2 separate regions of the Homo sapiens genome follow, and region 2 is linked to region 1. A link is an interaction called in ENCODE POLR2A ChIA-PET data of the cell type or tissue named here. Cell type or tissue: MCF 10A. All regions are shown on one strand. Each heading gives the region's core, and the rest is flanking DNA. Links, peaks and the distances in the headings are about the cores only. Region 1 has its middle 230 kb from the start of QKI. Region 2 has its middle 400 kb from the start of QKI.

Region 1 (8,822 bases), core at 207-8,206:
CGGGCTTTAGCTGCTCTTTAGTGGAGTGGAGATGATGCCCACACGACACCCTGAACAGCCTTGCTGCAGAGCCACCAGAAGTCAGCTGATCTGCCAAGCATCCATCACACAGGAGATGTTCCATGGACAATTGTTAAATTAACAAGGAGCGAGGCAAGGCTCTGAGGCTGGGCCACCCAGAGCCATCCAGAGCTGTCAACACTACTGGGAACACCCAGGGTGCCCAGCCCACAGGCAGGTGTCCTTGGTGATGTCCTCACAAGGACAGATCCTCATTCTTTCACACACACAGGGTCATGGTAGGAATCAGACGGTACAGGGTGTTCCTGGCCAGCATGCGGGGCTCAGGATTCTGCCAGGATGCCGGACACCGAGTGCTGGTGGGGCTGAACGCACACCTTCCAGCCTCCAAGGAGTTTGTTCAAAGGCTCCAAAGCCCGTGGCTTATCCCCGTCTGCATAAATAGCTCCGTTCTCTGTGTGTGCCCCGACAAGAAAAAAGTTGGGAAGGCCAGGCGCAGTGCCTCCCGCCTGTAATCCCAGCACTTTGGGAGGCCGAGGCAGGCAAATCACTTGAGGTCAGGAGTTCAAGACCAGCTTGGCCAACACAGTGAAACCCCATCTCTACTAAATATACAAAAGTTAGCTGGGTGCAGTGGCATGTGCCTGTAATCCCAGCTACTCGGGAGGCTGAGGCAGGAGAATCACTTGAACCCAGGAGGCGGAGGTTGCCATGAGCCAAGATCGCACCACTGCACTCCAGCCTGGGCAACAGAGAGAGACTCTGTCTCAAAAAAAAAAAAAAAAAAAGTTGGGAAGTGCTATCCTTTTTCAGCAGAAGAAAGCTTTTTTGTCCCCCCCTCCGAAGCCCAGTTCACACAACAGTTAAAGTGGAGTGTGTCTGGTTGTGGGGAGGAGAAGAGCAGACACCAGCACAGCATAAGAGCAAATATGCCCAGCCACTGCCTGGCGAGGGCCCTAAGGCACCTCTGCAGAACGCTGCAGGCTCCGTTCAGAAACACGGCAACATTATGGCCCTGAGGGTAACTATATCCACCACTATACATCCATGAAATCAGGTTAAATTGAATATGAAGTATAGCGTTAAAACAGAAAAAAAAAATTGATTCGCAGCCAGAGATGGGACGAGAGGAAACAGTGATCTCCGTTTTAGTACAGAATACAAGGCAGCCATCCTCAAACTTGGAGAGAATATGGGGACCCCCGGGAAGCTTGCACATCCCTGGGTCTTGAGTGGAGTCAGGAAGCCACATTCCACGGGGGATCCCAGGAGACGCAATGGAGCCCTTGTGCAGACCCCTCTCACAGGGGTGCTGACAAGGCTGGTCACACAAGACTCCCTGGCTGGTGTGGCAGCTGAACCCAGACAGCCTCAAGTGCTGAGCCTCCTAGGCCACCTTTCATTTGCTGTGCAATTTGTATGGACAAAAATGGGAGCCCCACTCTGCCTACGTCCGCAGTTGTCCTCAGACTGTAGTGTGCATCAGAACCACCTGGAGTGTTTGCTGAACCACGGATCGCTGGACCCCGGCCCTACGGTGTGTGACCCAGGAGGTCTGAGATGCAGCCCCCTCAGGGGAAGAAAGTTGAACTAACGTGTCTAACAAGTCCCGTATTCCCAGGCAATATGATGCTGCTGGTTCAGGACCACACTTAAAGCCACAGCCCTAGACCAGGGTTTCTCAACTTCAGCACGGCTAAGATTTGGGGCCACTGTAGGAGGGACTGTCCTGCATTGCAGGAGGTTTAGCGGCATCTCTGGCTTCTACCCACCAGAAGCCAGTGAGATCTCCCACTTGTAACCACCAAAAGTGTCTCCAGATGTTGCCAAATCCCTCCCCACCACTTGAAAGCAACCAGTCTAGGGCAAATCCAGAGACCTTCCTAATGCTGCCAAGGCGGTCTGAGGTTCCTGCAGCGGGTTTATGTCCTTCTGTCACCTTTTACTACAAAGTCCTACTCTCTGTTCACTTTCATCCCCACCTGCTGCGTGCTTCCTGTGGCTGACCTCCTGTCCCTGCCTCGATTTAACCACCCAAGCATCAAAACAGTTCCCCTTCATTCCCTTAAAGAAGTTTCCTCCCAAACATGCTCCGTCATAAGAATTAGAAACACAGACTCCTAGGCCTCTCTCTGGACAACTCTGATTCAAAAGGCTGGAGTAGGGCCCAAAATATGCATGCCTAAAAAGTGTCCCGGGCAACAGTGATATCATAGAAGTCTGGACAACTCTGCCTTAAAAGTTCCTTTAAACACAAATGCACAAACACATCACAGGGATCTTGTTAAACTCCAGACTTCAATTCAGTCGGTGGGGGTGGAGCCTTAGATTCTGCATTTCTGAGAAGCTCTCTGGAAGGCCAGCTTGCTGTAGGTCCATAGATCACACCCTGAGTGGCAAGATCCTAAAGAACTCAGTGAGGCTAGTGAATAGACCTGATCTTTAGTAAATGCTGGGGATAATGGTGGAGGTCAGAGTTGGGGATCACAGGAAAAACAGCAGCACAGTTCAGGAAAACTTCGCATTGAACATCTGACGCCACTCTTTCTGGGGATTCATTGGCCCTTTCCAGCCTCAGGAAGTTTCTTACCATGTGGATTCCAGGTCTGCCACCATCTTACTATAGAGTGTACCCCTGGTCCTTTCACCTTTCTCCCCATCATCCACGGTCCTATCTCTGCCCTCCAGCTACCATCCAACAACAAAACTCCCCTTGCTTTATTATACAGGGCAACTTCACTTTCACGTTGCCTTACTACTTTTTGAATTCTGCTTTTGAATCCGAACTAGCTTAAGGAGGAGTCTTGAACTTGTCAATGGAAGGGTCTCATCAAAGTGCTTCCCTAAAGCAAAGTCCAACTTTCTTCCCATGAGGAACACTTTGATCTCTGGTGAAGGGTTGTGAATGTGGGCTCGGCATCACATCGGCCTGGTCAGAAATGCAGTGAACCAGAAAGTCTGGGGTGGAGCCCAGCAACCTGTGTTCAGCAAGTCTGCCGGTGACTCCGATGCCCGCGCAGGTTTGAGAACCGCAGCTCTGGACCATAGCCAGCTTCTACAATGGCTTCCTCTCCCATCTACTTCATAAGCGTCAGTTCTTTTTAACACCAGCCAATAAAGCTACAGCTTCTTAGTTTTGCTGCCTGGCTCCCAACAGCTAGTGAGCTTTAAGCCATTTGAACAGCTCTGCAGGTTACCTCCTTCCTTACTGAATACAATATAAATTTACAAACACAGGCAAATCTGGAAGCAAAAGTTGTCCTTTTGATTTATACCTATAATGACATTCGTGCCCAAATTATTTATGGAATATGATAATGCTCCATCAGTTGTAGGCACTTTGAGGTGAGCCCATATAGATAACTGCTCTCCTTCCCGAAAATAAAATATGTCAAAACAGAATCATGCAGTATTTCTTAAGACTGCAACAACGATGTGATTTGCCAATGTCATGCTTTCAGGGCATGAGTAATGTGCTCATTATTCATCATCTACAATCCAACCTGGAATCCGTGAAGGCAAACGAGGTGAGAGTCTGTATCTAAACATGCCAAACACACCGGGTCTTTCTTTTTGAGTTGTTTAGACGTGATCACCCACACACACTGATTGTTTCGTGTTTGACGTTAATTACTGCATTGAATCACCTCAGTGCTCCGAGCCCCGGCTGCAGAAATACAGCAGAGGTTGATTTTGAATTGACTGTGCTTGAAATAAGCTCAGCACACTTAGGAACAAAGGGAAAAAAAAGATAAAAAATATCATCTAGAGATCTCAGGAGAACCTAACAAGATGTAAACCCACTCATATTTGGGTTCCCACGTTAGCATGTACCAGCTCTGACACGGTAATCCTACCAAACTAATTTCCCCATGAAGCCGGGTTGGCATGAAAGGTGAGCATGGATCTGGTGAACACGTTCTCTGTGACCACTCTCGATGGCAGGTAGTCCCTTCCTGTCGCTTGAAGCATGACTTCCGAGTACAGGGCGCTGATAGGTTATTTTCCCTGGTTCTCTTCATTTGCTCCAGTTTTTCTCTTTCAACTCTGTGGAGTCAAGAAGTAAATTCTGTAGAACCAAAGTACAGAGAAAATACTTTCTGCCTTTCCCCCATTTTATCTGGAGAAGGTCAGCTCCAGACCCTCAACCTTGAAGTCAGAGAAGCAGGCTGACCTTGAACCATCAAAGTGGCCAGAGTGAGGAGAACATCAGAGGCCACTAGGTCATATGGGAGTGTAGGTCCTTCTGAGGTCTGTCATGAGAAAGGTAGGAAATAAAATGCAACCTGTAGTGACACCTGCCATGGTCTGAATGTGCCCCCTCAAAGTATATGTTATGTTGGAATTTAAACCCCAATGTGATAATTTTTTTTTTTTTTTTGAGATGGAGTCTCGCTCTGTTGCCAGGCTGGAGTACAGTGGCACAATCTCAGCTCACTGCAACCTCCGCCTCCCAGGTTCAAGTGATTCTCGTGCCTCAGCCTCCCGAGTAGCTGGGATTACAGGCATGTGCCACCACACCCAGTTAATTTTTATATTTTTAGTAGAGACAGGGTTTCACCATGTTGGCCAGGATGGTCTCGATCTCCTGACCTCGTGATCTGCCCACCTCAGCCTCCCAAAGTGCTGGGATTACAGGTGTGAGCCACTGCGCCTGTGAGAAATAGTTAATCTCTCATGCCCAATGTGATAGTTTTAAGAGATGAAGGCATTAGGGGGTGGTACGGTCTCTAGGGCTCTATCCTTATGACTGGGATTAGTGCCTTACAAAGGGGCTTGTGGGGCCTCACCAGGCTCTTTGTCCCTTCTGTCTTCTGCCCCTCATCAGACACTGAATGCCAGCACCTTGATCTTGGACTTCCCAGCCTCCTGAACTGTAAGAAACAAAATTCTGTTCTTTATTAATTACCCAGTCTAAGGTATTTTGTTACAGGAGTGAATAAGCTGGGATAGAGCCTTCAGTAATTTCCTGAGACCAAATTACACAGAGATACTATGGGTGGCAAGACTGGAGATGGTCCACAAGAGTCTGCCCACTGGTGTACACACCCTGCAGTGCCCTCCCTTGGAGTGTGAGGGGGGCCACTGTGAGTAGGACACCCATCTACTGTCTTTGGTAATCAGGAGATTATTCCACATGAGCCTGACCCGATCAGAGGGGACTCTGAAGAAGGTGAGGTCACAGATCCTGGCCTGGAACAAAGCAAACATCCATGCTGTGAGCTGCCTATGGGGTCACCTTGCAAGGAACCACAGGGAGTCTCAATGGGTTGAGAGCAAGCCCCAGCCAACAGCCAACAGGAAATGAATTCCACCAGCGAAAACCGAGCTTAGAAGTGAACCCTGAGTGTCCATGGAGACCCAGCTCTAGCCAACTTCATTTCAGCCTGCTGAGCCCCTAGGCAGTGGCCCCAGGTATCCCACAACCCAGCCTCCTGACCCACACGAACTAGGAAGCAGTAAGTGCACGTTTTTCTAAGCTGCTAAGTGTGTGGTGATATGGTACACAGCAACAGAAAACTAATATAGATGCATGAAATTATTCAGAAGAATTTTTTTTTTTTTTTTGAGGTGGAGTCCCGCTGTGTAGCCCAGGCTGGAGCACAGTGGTGCGATCTCGGCTCACTGCAAGCTCCTCCTCCCGGGTTCACGCCATTCTCCTGCCTCAGCCTCCCGAGTAGCTGGGACTACAGGCGCCCGCCACCACGTCTGGCTAATTTTTTTTGTATTTTTAGTAGAGACGGGGTTTCACCGTGTTAGCCAGGATGGTCTCGATCTCCTGACCTCGTGATCCGCCCACCTTGGCCTCCTAAAGTGCTGGGATTACAGGCGTGAGCCACCACGCAGGCCCAGAAGAATGTTAATAAGGGGTTATTTACTTAATGGGAGCACATCTTTTTTTTTAAAGGAAAACAGGCCTGGCGCGATGGCTCACGCTGGTAATCCCAGCACTTTGGGAGGCCGAGGCGGGCAGATCACGGGGTCAGGAGATCAAGACCATCCTGGCTAGCACGGTGAAACCTTGTCTCTACTAAAAATGCAGAAAATTGGTTGGGCGTGGTGGCGGGCGCCTATGGTCCCGGCTGCTTGGGAGGCTGAGGCAGGAGAATGGCGTGAACCTGGGAGGCGGAGCTTGCAGTGAGCCGAGATCGTGCCACTGCACTCCAGCCTGGGCTACAGAGCGAAACTCCGTCTCAGAAAAAAAAAAAAAGGAAAACAACGTGGACCTACTTTGATCAGCTGAGTCAGCCAGAAAAGTCATTGCAAATTCTCCACCTGGAAATTGACAGACCAGCGGAGTTTTTCCCGAGCCCACTCACCATTCACTCCAGCCAAAAACACGTACTGAGCGGTCCCCCGCATTTCTGGCTTTCTCTGCATGTCTCTGCTTCCCCCATTCTCACTGGTGCCAAGTTTAGAACGGAGTCACATTGCAGGACTACTTTTCTATCTTCTCTTCTCCTCTTGAGAGTGGATCTCTGTTCCACCTGCCCCGTGTGACCCCCATCTCCAGTTAGTTCAGGCACCCTCCAGAGACGTCACACCAGCATTAACGAATGCTGAGCTGGGGCTTTGGGGTCCCCTCCCCGTTTTCCTTGCTCTCTGGTTGGCCCCACTGGGATGCCTGCTCATGAGGCCCTTCCTGCCCACTTAGCCTCCTTTGGGCGATGAAAAAAGAGCTTCCACCACAACATCACCAGACCTGCCCTGAGTCAGAACCTCTGGGGTCCTCAATGCACTGAAATCGTGTGTCGTTCAGATGTCCCAGGGTGTCCAAACACTCGCATCAGCTCTGTGTGTAACCGAGGCATTTACATTGCAGCAAATCCACTGTGAGCCTCTCCAAAGTCCTTCAGACATTTTTGCAAACCCGGCGCCCCTCCCAAAGTGGTGCTCAGCTCGGTCTTTCCCGCTCCCTCCCTAACCCCCAGCTGCTGCCAATTCCTCATGTGAAAACTGCTGCTACCTCGGCCCCTCAGGTTTCCCTTTTTGCACCAAAGCAGTTCTCAAAGACTCACACAGCCCCACCATCAACCCACTGCCCAAGGAACACTCCCTCCATGAGAAGGATTCTCGCTCCCGGTGCTGGGACAGTAAGTTCCCTCAGCACTTAGGAGAACGCTGTGTTCTTCCTGAGTAGTACAAGACACATCCCAACAGATCTTACCGCGACTTTAGTAAAGCAGCCTGGTTCCGTTGCATTTGCTGCACCACAAATGACCCCAAAACTCAGTGACTTAAACACAGTTTATGGCTGTTTGCACTTCTGTGGGTCGGCGGGTGGGTGGTTCCTCAGCTGCTCTCACCTGGGCTCGCTCCTGCAGCTGCATCGAGCTGGACTATTGGCTGGGAAGGACTGAGTGGGCCTCACCAGCATGCCTGGCTGTGGGTGCTAGGTCCTGGCTGGGTGCCTCAGGTTCCCTTCATGCGGCCTCTCACCCTCCCGCAGGTGGGCCTAGTGCTCTCCGTGGCGCTCTCAGGGCAGCCTTCCAAGAGAGTGAGACAGAGGCTGCAGGCCTGTGAAAGCCGAGGGAATATCACTCTCTCCACGTCTTGTTGGTGGAAGCATATCTTCACAAGGTTCGCTCGGATTCAAGGGGGCCCTGAGGGTGGTTTCTGTGGGAAGAACAATAAAGTCTCAAAACTGAGAAGAGTTTTGCAATCTACCAACTGGCGTTTTTATTTTTACTTCATTCTCTTGTGTGTTCATGTAAGCATTCTTTCTATTCTCTCTCTCTCTCTCTCTCTCTCTCCACCCCCCTCCTTTTCTCTGACTCTCTCTCTCTCTCTTAAAAACCAGACATGAGGCCGGGCGCAGTCGTTCACACCTGTAATCCCAGCACTTTGGGAGGCCGAGGAGGGCGGATCACGAGGTCAGGAGATCGAGACCATCCTGGCTAACATGGTGAAACCCCGTCTCTACTAAAAATACAAAAAAATTACCTGGGCGTGGTGGCGAGCGCCTGTACTCCCAGCTACTCGGGAGGCTGAGGCAGGAGAATGGCATAAACACTGGAGGCGGAGGTTGCAGTGAGCCGAGATCGCGCCACTGCACTCCAGCCTGCGCGACAGAGCGAGACTCCACCTCAAAAAAAAATAATAATAATAAAAAATTCAGACATGAGCCCACAAAATTCTGGACGGGGAGACAAATCCAAGCAGTAAGTGCCATGATGTCCTGAGGGCCTCTCTTCCTCTTTTATTTGGCCCGCTCGTGTCTTCCTGACTCTTTAGCATCAGTTCTTCTCTAAGAGAGTACCCAGTCCCTAAAACACTGGTTCCCACACGGGCCTGACCGGACCCAGCATGTCTGAGTCCAAGGCCCGGGGCCTGCTTGTCTCACTCCTGGGCCACCTCTCCGCCGCTGTCACGAAGTTTCTTCACGGCAGCCCTGTGAAGAGGCCATGCCAGCCAAGGCCCCGTCTGGTCTCCTCCTCCCCGAACCCTGAGTCGCCTAGGGGTGCCGTGTGTGACAGATGATGGACGATCGGGGGAGTGGGGTTGGTCAGGCCTCGAAGGGCAGGGAGGGGGCGGGACACGGGGCGAGGCGAGGTTGGATGGACAGCAAAGAGAACCAACTGGAAGGCAGGGGCTCAGGAACCACAGAACAGAGGCTGGGGCAGCAGGCAGGTGGGAAGCCGGAATATCAGCGCTGGCGTGGGCGACGGTGGGAGGAAGGCCTTGGAGATGATTCTAGGACAAGTTCCTACCATGCAGCTCACGAGGGGAAGCCTTGCTACACTGTCCATGCATTTCAGCTGCATGAAATAGATCTCCGTGAAGAAGGCAAGCGTGAAAAC
Region 2 (8,822 bases), core at 481-8,480, 170 kb before region 1:
TTTTTTATCTTAAAATCAAAACTATTAGAACGTTTTTATACATTTCTCTCCATCCAAATACAGTGGATAAAACAGAAATGTATATCACAATTCATAACCATTTCTGATAGAAAAAGGAGAAAGAATAATTATAAGAAAACCAAGAAACTCAAATTAAAACAATAATGAGATAATCTTTTCACCCAACAGAGTGAAAAAAATTAAAATGTCAGTAATACCCATTGCTCATGCAGATGTGGGGAAATGAGCACTTTCATGCACTTTTGACAGAAGCATAAATTAGCCCAATATTTTTTGGAGTCAGTTTGGAGACAGCTGTTGAAGCAATTAGATAGACAATTCCATTTGAAATTTATTCTGCAAAAATAGGCACAATAACCAGTCAAAATGAATGTATATGCATGTTCATTGCCTCATCTTTTGTAAGACAGTAATGAAGTAAATCATTTTACATCTACATAAAGAAATACTCTTTAAACATACTGACATAGAAAAATGCCTGTATTTTAAATGGAAAAAAGCAAATGGATGATATAGTGGATGCATAAGATTCTAATTTTATTATACATATTTACATTTGCCTGCGCCTATGTAAGATTTTACAGAGGGGAGAAGGGATTGGAAAGGTGCACATCTATTAACTGCAGCTGTCTTTGGGTGGTGAGAAGGAGAGGGGAGTCTTCCTTTTCACTTTGTATATTTCAGTGTGGTTAACATTTGTATAATGAGAAACGTCAATTTTAAAGATTAACAATAGCAACTGAAGATAAATATTAGAAATCTGCACAGGACAGAACAAAAATAGTAGAACACAGAGCACTACACATGAGCATTCTCAGTGCTGGTGGGGTGCGGAGAAACAGCCACCGCCATGCACTGATGTGGGAAGTTAACCCAGGAAATTTGGGAGAACAACCTTGGAAATACTGTGTTAATGTCTCTGAAGTGTATATGCCCTTAGCTGCACTAAAGACACTTCTAGGAACCTGTGCTCACGGTCCAATCAAAGATGTACAGAAGAGCATCCTCACTGCCACATTTTCATTGTGGCAATGAGCATCCTTTTCTGCAAATCTTTGGACTCTGAATATAGGTTCCTAGAAGTGTATTTAGTGCAGGAAAATGAGGATGCTCATTTTCACTATTACTTATAATAGTGAAAATTTTCAAGAAACATATCATTTAATATTAGATCAATGGTTTTATAACTCACATTTAAATAGACCATGGCATGTCAGGCGGCATCAATATCATGTTTCTGGAGATTACTGAATAACATGGGACATGTTTACAATATGTGCTAAGCATAAAATCAAGATGCAAATTTCTTCACATTGCATAATCCCTGTTTTACTCACAAATAAATGTATATTCATCCATTAAAAGTAACATTTGAAGAAACTCATCTAAAAATTGACAGTGATTACCTCTTCATAGCAAAATTAGAATTTAATTTATTCTTTTTATAATTCTATTTTTTCCTAAATGTTCTTCAGTGGGTATGCCTTTGTTTTATAATCAGAATATCTGAATGGGAAAAAATATTAAATTAGTGACATGGTTTGGCTGTGTCCCCACCCAAACCCCAACTTGAATTCTATCTCCTAGAATTCCCATGTGTTGTGGGAGGGACCCAAAGACAGGTAATTGAATCATGGGGGGCTGGTGTTTCCTGTGCTATTCTCGTGATAGTGAGTAAGTCTCACGAGATCTGAAGGGTTTATTGCTTCCTCCTCATTTTTCTCTTGCCCCCATCATGTAAGAAGTGCCTTTCACCTCCCGCCATGATTCTGAGGCCTCTCCAGCCATGTGGAACTGTAAGTCCAATTAAACCTCTTTTTCTTTCCAGTCTCAGGTATGTCTTTATCAGCAGCATGAAAATGGACTAATACGATTAGTACACCTATTTGTCTCAGAGCTCATAGGATTTTGTACTTTTGCTCAACTTTAAAAGCCTCTGAAGGTAACTCAACTAAAGTAGAAATTGCCTCCATAAAACAGGTACATTGTGAACATTCATTACTGTCCACTTTTTACACATTCCCAGTCATCAATGTTAAGATGCATGAATTTCCAGGGGTACCTGGGAAATATATGAGCCCAGGCTCAGGGCAGCATCTGTCAGTACAACAGAAGGTCATTCCACAGCAGAAATTGAAATGGATGTTATTTGCTCTAACAAACGCTGATTGCATTCCAGACCTATAAATCACATGCACACATGTGGAACTGATGGGCCCAGACAGTGGCAAGCCAACGTCTGTATAAATGGCACCTTGTCCATCTTTATCCTAAGCTCCTAAACCAGGTCTAGTTCCAGCAAAAGTTGATCACTCCAGATATAATCCATACCAACTCACACCCAACTTGTCCTAAACCATGTGAGCTTCATCTATTGCCAGGTGTCCTATAGATGTCTTAGACACTTCAAATGGTTGGAAAATGCTCACAGAACTGCCTCCACCTAGGTTAAACCCCAGAGCAACAAATTTAAATCAGCTGAGGCCAGTCTACAACCGCCCCCCCTCCCCGCCCCAGAAGAGAAGCTGGCTGAGCTGTCAGGGTGCCAGAATTGCAGTCTTGTTCATCTCTGAACTCATACTTGGAAGCTCAGTAAGAGGCATACTATTAGTTCATATTAGAAACAGTTACTGAATGCCAAATAGTAAGCTAAGCCCTTGATGTTTGTCATATAATTTTATCATTATAACAGCCCTATGAGACAGAAAACTCCTATTATCCCCATTTTAGAGATGAGGACCTAGGACTCCGAGAGGTTAAGAAACATGTCCAAGGTCACACAGCTCACAGATGATGGAGCTGGAATTTGAATCCAAGTGGTCTGTTTCCTAGTCCCCACATGTACCTGCTAGGATGTATACCAACCACATGGACTTTCAATGCCAGTGTCGTAGGACTATGTGACTTGGATGTATATACTGTGTGTTTCCAAGCACTTGTACACAGTGAGACTTCAACAAATATCAGCCACTGTTATTAAACCTCCAAGACAAGGCATCAGAAAGAAGGAACAACAAAGATTTCTAGGGATTTCTGGCACTGTCCATTTCTCAGTTCTACTATCCACCTTGTGCAAGGTGAACCACTTCCCCAAGCGGGAACCACCAGTCTTTGCATTTCTTCAAGCACTGATGGCTGCTGGAGAAGGAGGCAGCACAGAGAGCCTGGGGAAGGTTCATGGGTGACACTGTGTGACTTGGGCGGAGAGCAGCCTCTCTGTGCTGGGTGAGTGGGATAATGATTCCTGCCCTTATTGTCTTCACATGCTAATCAGAATTAATTGGGGAAATCATTGTGAACTCTAGGTCCTCTTAGATTAGTGCTTAATTATAATACATCATTTGCTGAGAATAAGTACTTGGACCCTGGAGATGAATCCTCTCTCCTTATCCCTTCAATAAGGATTCAGTTCCAGACTTATGCTCTATCATTTCTTCTCAAAATACAAGAAAAATAACAAATCGTTATTTTATCCCTCTCTTTCATTTTTAATCAAACAGATTAAATAGAAAGATAAAGAGCCATTTTAAAATCATGAACTTTTTTTAAGCATCATAAGATTGTTCATTCCATAGAATCAATGGTGTACGGTCTGCTCATATATCTTGAAGTTACATTACATTCTGGTATTTTCTATCACCATCATTTAGTGTTTTAGTTGTAAACATGCTACATAACACAGAGGCCACTCACTGTCAAAGGGTCATATGCGACAGGACAAATGGCCACTGGCCTGTCCCCACCCCTTCCACTTAAATGTTGGAAGGAATGTGGGGGACCTGCGGAAGTGGGGGACCACATTCCTTACATGTTGAATGTTTCCAAAGAGCCCTCTCCTCATTGCCTCTGCAGTGACTGCCAGTATTCTCATCCGCAGGGTTCAACACAGCCAGACTCATACCGAATGCAAAAAGCTACCCCTAACAAAACACCAGAACTTTGCATCAGGAAATTCAGTCATGCTTCGCTTGGCTGATCTCAAATATCTGAGCGTGTGTACTAGTCTTCTGTCACTGATGGTCTGTCTAGAAAGGGCTTCTGTGGTTCCTTCCTCTCCCTCTTGCCAGCTCCCCCACACCAATATTTCTTTAAATCAAAGGAAACTATTATCTTGTAAAGGTTTTAACATGCATATGTCCTTAGAACCTCTAAACTGTTATAAAAATCATACGATTAGTCACTTGGCACATGCCCAGACCTAAGCTCAGGAGGCATTGCAGACCGTTCCATGCCTCAGGCACAGCCTGAAGAGCATCTCTGGCCTCTGCAGTCACCCCAGGCCCTGCTGCTGAGACCTTGACCCCTCCAAGTCCCTCCACGCAGCGGGCTGGCCACTCTTCCAGGAAGCTGCTGCAGGACAGACTCCAGCAGACTACTCAGGATTCAAGGATGCGTGAAGGTTAGAGCATTAATATACATCCACATCCTTCAGATGCAAGAGTAATGATGAAATAATCGTCCCCGGATAACGGGATGAGTCAGAGGAGGTTCCAGGAATAGACTCCAGATTTCCATCTCGTATCACCATTCAACATCACCACTAGGAGACTTCTACGAGGGCAAAGTGACCTCACACGTGTTCTGAGCCCAAAAATATTTGTCTCGAATGCTTTTCCAACTCCTCTCAAGCTATAATAAACTGAACTTTAAATCAGTTGTTCAAATTTGACAACAGAAAAATCAGTGATAAAATTCTACTTATCATGTGTTTATGAATTTCTAATTTTTCTTGGGGCTTCGAGACATAAACCCAGAGTATAAAAAGCTGTCCCTTCTGGCCAGGTTGGTGAGCACAGCAGAGGCCAGCTAGAAAGTTTCACATCCTGTTGGCAAATCGGCAAGAGCTACTGAAGATCTGCCACTGTTATACTTGACATGGAAGACAAGGAAAGTCCCTGAGGGCTGGAAATAGACAGAGTACTCACAGGAAAAGGGAGGGAAGTTAGGTAGCAAGGAAGGAAGGAAGAGAGGGTAGAAAGAAAACAGAAAAGAAGAAAGAGAAGAAAGAGAAAGTGGTGGGGAAGGGAGGAAAGTGGGGGCGGAGAACTACCTTGGTAACTGCAGACCAGTCAATGAAAGTTTTTTGGGTTTTTTTTGGGGGGTGGGGGGTTGTGTGTTTTTTGTTGTTGTTGTTGTTTGTTTTTTGAGATGGAGTCTCGCTTTGTTGCCCAAGCCAGAGTGTAGTGGTGCGATCTCAGCTCACTGCAACCTCTGCCTCCCGAGTCCCAACAATTCTCCAGCCTCAGCCTCCCGAGTAGCTGGATTACAGTTGTGAGCCACCACACCTGGCTTATTTTTGTATTTTTAGTAGAGACAGCGTTTCATCATGTTGGCCAGGCTGGTCTCAACTCCTGACCTCAAGCAATCTTCCCACCTTGGCCTCCAAAAGTGCTGGGATTACAGGCATGAGCCACCTCACCCGGCCCCGTCAATGAAAGTCTGATGCTCAGAATTTATTCCAAATAAGAGTTCCTTTGTAAATGCAAGTAACAAAGTCCTGACAGATGCATTCTAGCTTCTTCTTTGACAATGACAGGCCTCAGAGAGACTGGTTAAGCAAGGGGCACAATCTACCCATGCTTCAGTAAGGATGTTAATTTTGGAAGCAAAAGGGAAAGGCAATTTTAAGGCACAATTAAGCCTCCTGTAAAACCATAGGGATACTGCAAGTAATGACATTCAGTGGAGTGAAGGAAGGAAGGCAACTGATCACTCTCACCACGAACTCTTATCTGAATGGATGGTAGCCACCATGCTTACAGAAGACAATAAGCTCGCCACATCTTAGAACACAGAAATAATCCAAAGGGACCTTGATAAACATGATAAATCAGCTCTAAAACCATGATGGAATTTCATCCTGACTGTATTAGTCCATTTTTGCATTGCTATAAAGAAATATCTAAGACTGGGTAATTTATAAAGAAGAGAGGTTTAATTGGCTCGTGATTCTGCAGGCTGTACAGGAAGCATAGTGGCTTCTGCGTCTGGGGAGGCCTCATGAGCTTTTACTCATGACAGAAGGCAAAGGGGGAACAGGTGTCTTACATGGCAGGAGTAGGAGAAAGAGTTGGGGAGGAGCTGCTTCCCTTTTCAACAACCAGATCTCACAAGAACTCACCATCACAACCAAGGGCGAAATTTCCCAGGATCCAAACACCTCCCACCAGGCCCCACCTCCAACACTGGGGATTACAGTTCAACATGAAATTTGGGTGGGGACATCAATAAAAACATGTCAGTGATATGTCACTGACACAAGTCAGTGTACAAAGAAACATTCTAGAGTGCTGCATCTAACTAATCAGCAACTAGTTCTGACTGACAAGGAAAGATGACAAATGCAGTGTCTTTAATTGAAAACACATAAAATGAAACAAAATCATAAAATGTTGCCAGGAACAGGTCCAAGATGGTCTTCTTAGAAGTCACTGGCTCATCAACACTTATAAGAAAATAAATCGGTGCTTCAAAAGTGCTTGTGCGTGTTCTGAGGACTTCGTTCACTTGAAATTAAGCATTCCCCTTGAAGTTTGTTTTGTCAAATTGATTTCCTAACAAACTGCATTGTTATAGATAACACAATGATAAACGTCAGACAAGCCCCAGTGAATTATTACACATTAATGTAATATAAATCAATGAATCTTCCTAACATAGGATGAGAATATGTTAGCCTTTCCCAAAAGTGTGTTCTACTGAAACTCTAGTACTAAGAAATCCCATGAAAAAGGGTTGCAAAGACAAATGCAGTAACAAAAACAATAATAACAATATAAATAACAACACACACACACACTCATTACTATATGCCAAGCACTCTGTGTTAGTCAGGGTTCTCCAGAGAGAAAGGACCAATAGGATATATTTAGAGGATATATATAAGAGGGGATTTATTGTGGGGAATTGGCCCACATGATTGTGGAGGCAGAGAAGTCCCACCATATCCCAACTGCAAGCTGGAGAACCAGGAAGTCAGTGGTATAACTCAGCCAAGTGGAATGCCTGGCCCGTTTTATCCAGGCCATTTGCAATGTGTGATGCCCTTCACATTGAAGAGGGTGGTCTTTATTCAGTCTACTGATTCAAATGCTGATCTCTTTTGGAAACATCCTTGCAGACCCACCTAGAAATCATGTTTTACCAGCTATGTGGGCAACCCTTAGCCCACTCAAGTTGACACATAAAATCAACCATCACACACCATTTTAAGAACCAATTATATTCAGAGAAAACAAACTTCACAAAATTCTATCTCCCTTTTATCCACACAAGATACATAACATTTTAGACTCTGAAAGGTCCTACAGCAAAGGAACCTATCTGATATACCCTAAAGTAATATAACTCTATTTCAGCAAAACATCTGAGGTATACTCATTTTTCCATTCCACAAATATTTATTGAATGGCTTTTTTTTTTTTTGCCAAGGACTGAACTAAGCAAATATTAAAAAGACAGAGAAAAAATAATAAGAGAACTAAAGATTCAAGACACAACACTAAAAGAATAAACCAATAAAACATATAATGCAGTCTTATTTCTGTAAGAAACTGGAGGCTACAGCAGAAATATGCCTGGCAAAGATGGCAAGGTCATGTACTGCTAGGGGCAGCCGGGCTCCATGTAGCAGCTGCAGTCTACCAAGCTTATCTGCAGGCAAGCTGAAGAATTCTGAGAACTACTATTCCTCAAAGTAAAATTTATTTCAATTAATTATGTTTAAATAAAGACCCTAAATAATGTACCTCTGCATCAAATACAAAGAAAATTTGCTCAGCTATTAGAAAAATGCTTGTCTAAATGATTAAATGCAAACACAGGCCACCAAGAGAAGTTATAAGTCCTTGAAATCTGCACTAATAGGATTTATTGCCATCTTTACGATTCAGCTGGCTAGCATTGCTTGAGGCAGGGGCTTGAACTAGCATAGCTCTGGGACTCCATCCCAAACCTTTAACTATGACTGTGAGGACTGCAGAATAATACAAAAAAGTGTGTGTGTGTGTGTGTGTGTGTGTGTGTGTGTGTGTATAGATATGTGGGAAGAAAATGGCCTGAAAAGATCAGCCTAATATTAAATGTCAAAGTCATGGGGCAACTCCTTGCTTTTATTCAGGAATGCAGAGAATAGGAAAATAAAATGTAGACTTGAATTACCATAATGGCTTTGTTTGTTTATGTGTTGGGTAAAATTTGCACACTTTATTGTATCTATTACCCCCAATTACAGCAATTTCCATTTCCCCAAGGCAGTAATGGAGAAAGTTTAATGTACAATAGGAACCCAAATGTCAGAATCCCCATTCTCTTAAATGGTGTTAAAGCCCTTTGTCCTTTTTCTCATTTAAAATTCTTTCTCTTGCTTAAATTCCAAGAATTAAGGACAACCAACCAGGTTGATCCTCTGGTTTAAATACCATGTTCTGGATTCTACTCTGCTCTTGAGATTTAACTCTGAGCACCTCAGTAATGAGGTGGTGATAAATACACATGAGAAAGCCATGACAGCAAATGTGTCGCTCCACATCCTCATAAATGCCTGCCCTAGTGCAAGACACATTAGATCAACTGCTCTAGGGTTTCAGCTTTGGAGGAAAGCAGACTGTTGAGTAGAGCACGGACAGCATTGCCTGCCGGCACAACAGCACACAAAACAACAAATCACTCGGGTTGCGTGTGTGTGTGTGTGTGTGAGACGCACACAGACATGGACACATGCATATACACACCGTCATCATATAAATTCTTATACTAGCTTTAAAAACTGGGACTAACCATTTCTTTGAGTCCCAAACCTC

What was found. ChIA-PET counts read pairs that join two places held together with the same protein. Peaks named below come from ENCODE experiments on the same cell type or tissue, not always from the same donor. Only the 100,000 strongest peaks of a DNase experiment are listed, where the experiment ranks them.
Region 2: POLR2A ChIA-PET joins it to region 1 with 5 read pairs; 1 of 35 experiments calls an interaction of 5 or more read pairs at or near these places.

The regions. Positions count from the first base shown.
Region 1 is chr6:163,640,499-163,649,320 of GRCh38, reverse strand. No RefSeq gene overlaps it. Among named protein-coding and RNA genes, the nearest start is that of QKI, 230 kb to the right of the region's middle. In MCF 10A, for the core only: no CTCF peak of the experiment used is centred there; a DNase peak (open chromatin) is centred at 3,510.
Region 2 is chr6:163,810,335-163,819,156 of GRCh38, reverse strand. No RefSeq gene overlaps it. Among named protein-coding and RNA genes, the nearest start is that of QKI, 400 kb to the right of the region's middle. RefSeq lists an enhancer at 4,078-4,127. In MCF 10A, for the core only: no CTCF peak of the experiment used is centred there; DNase peaks (open chromatin) are centred at 4,236 and 4,496.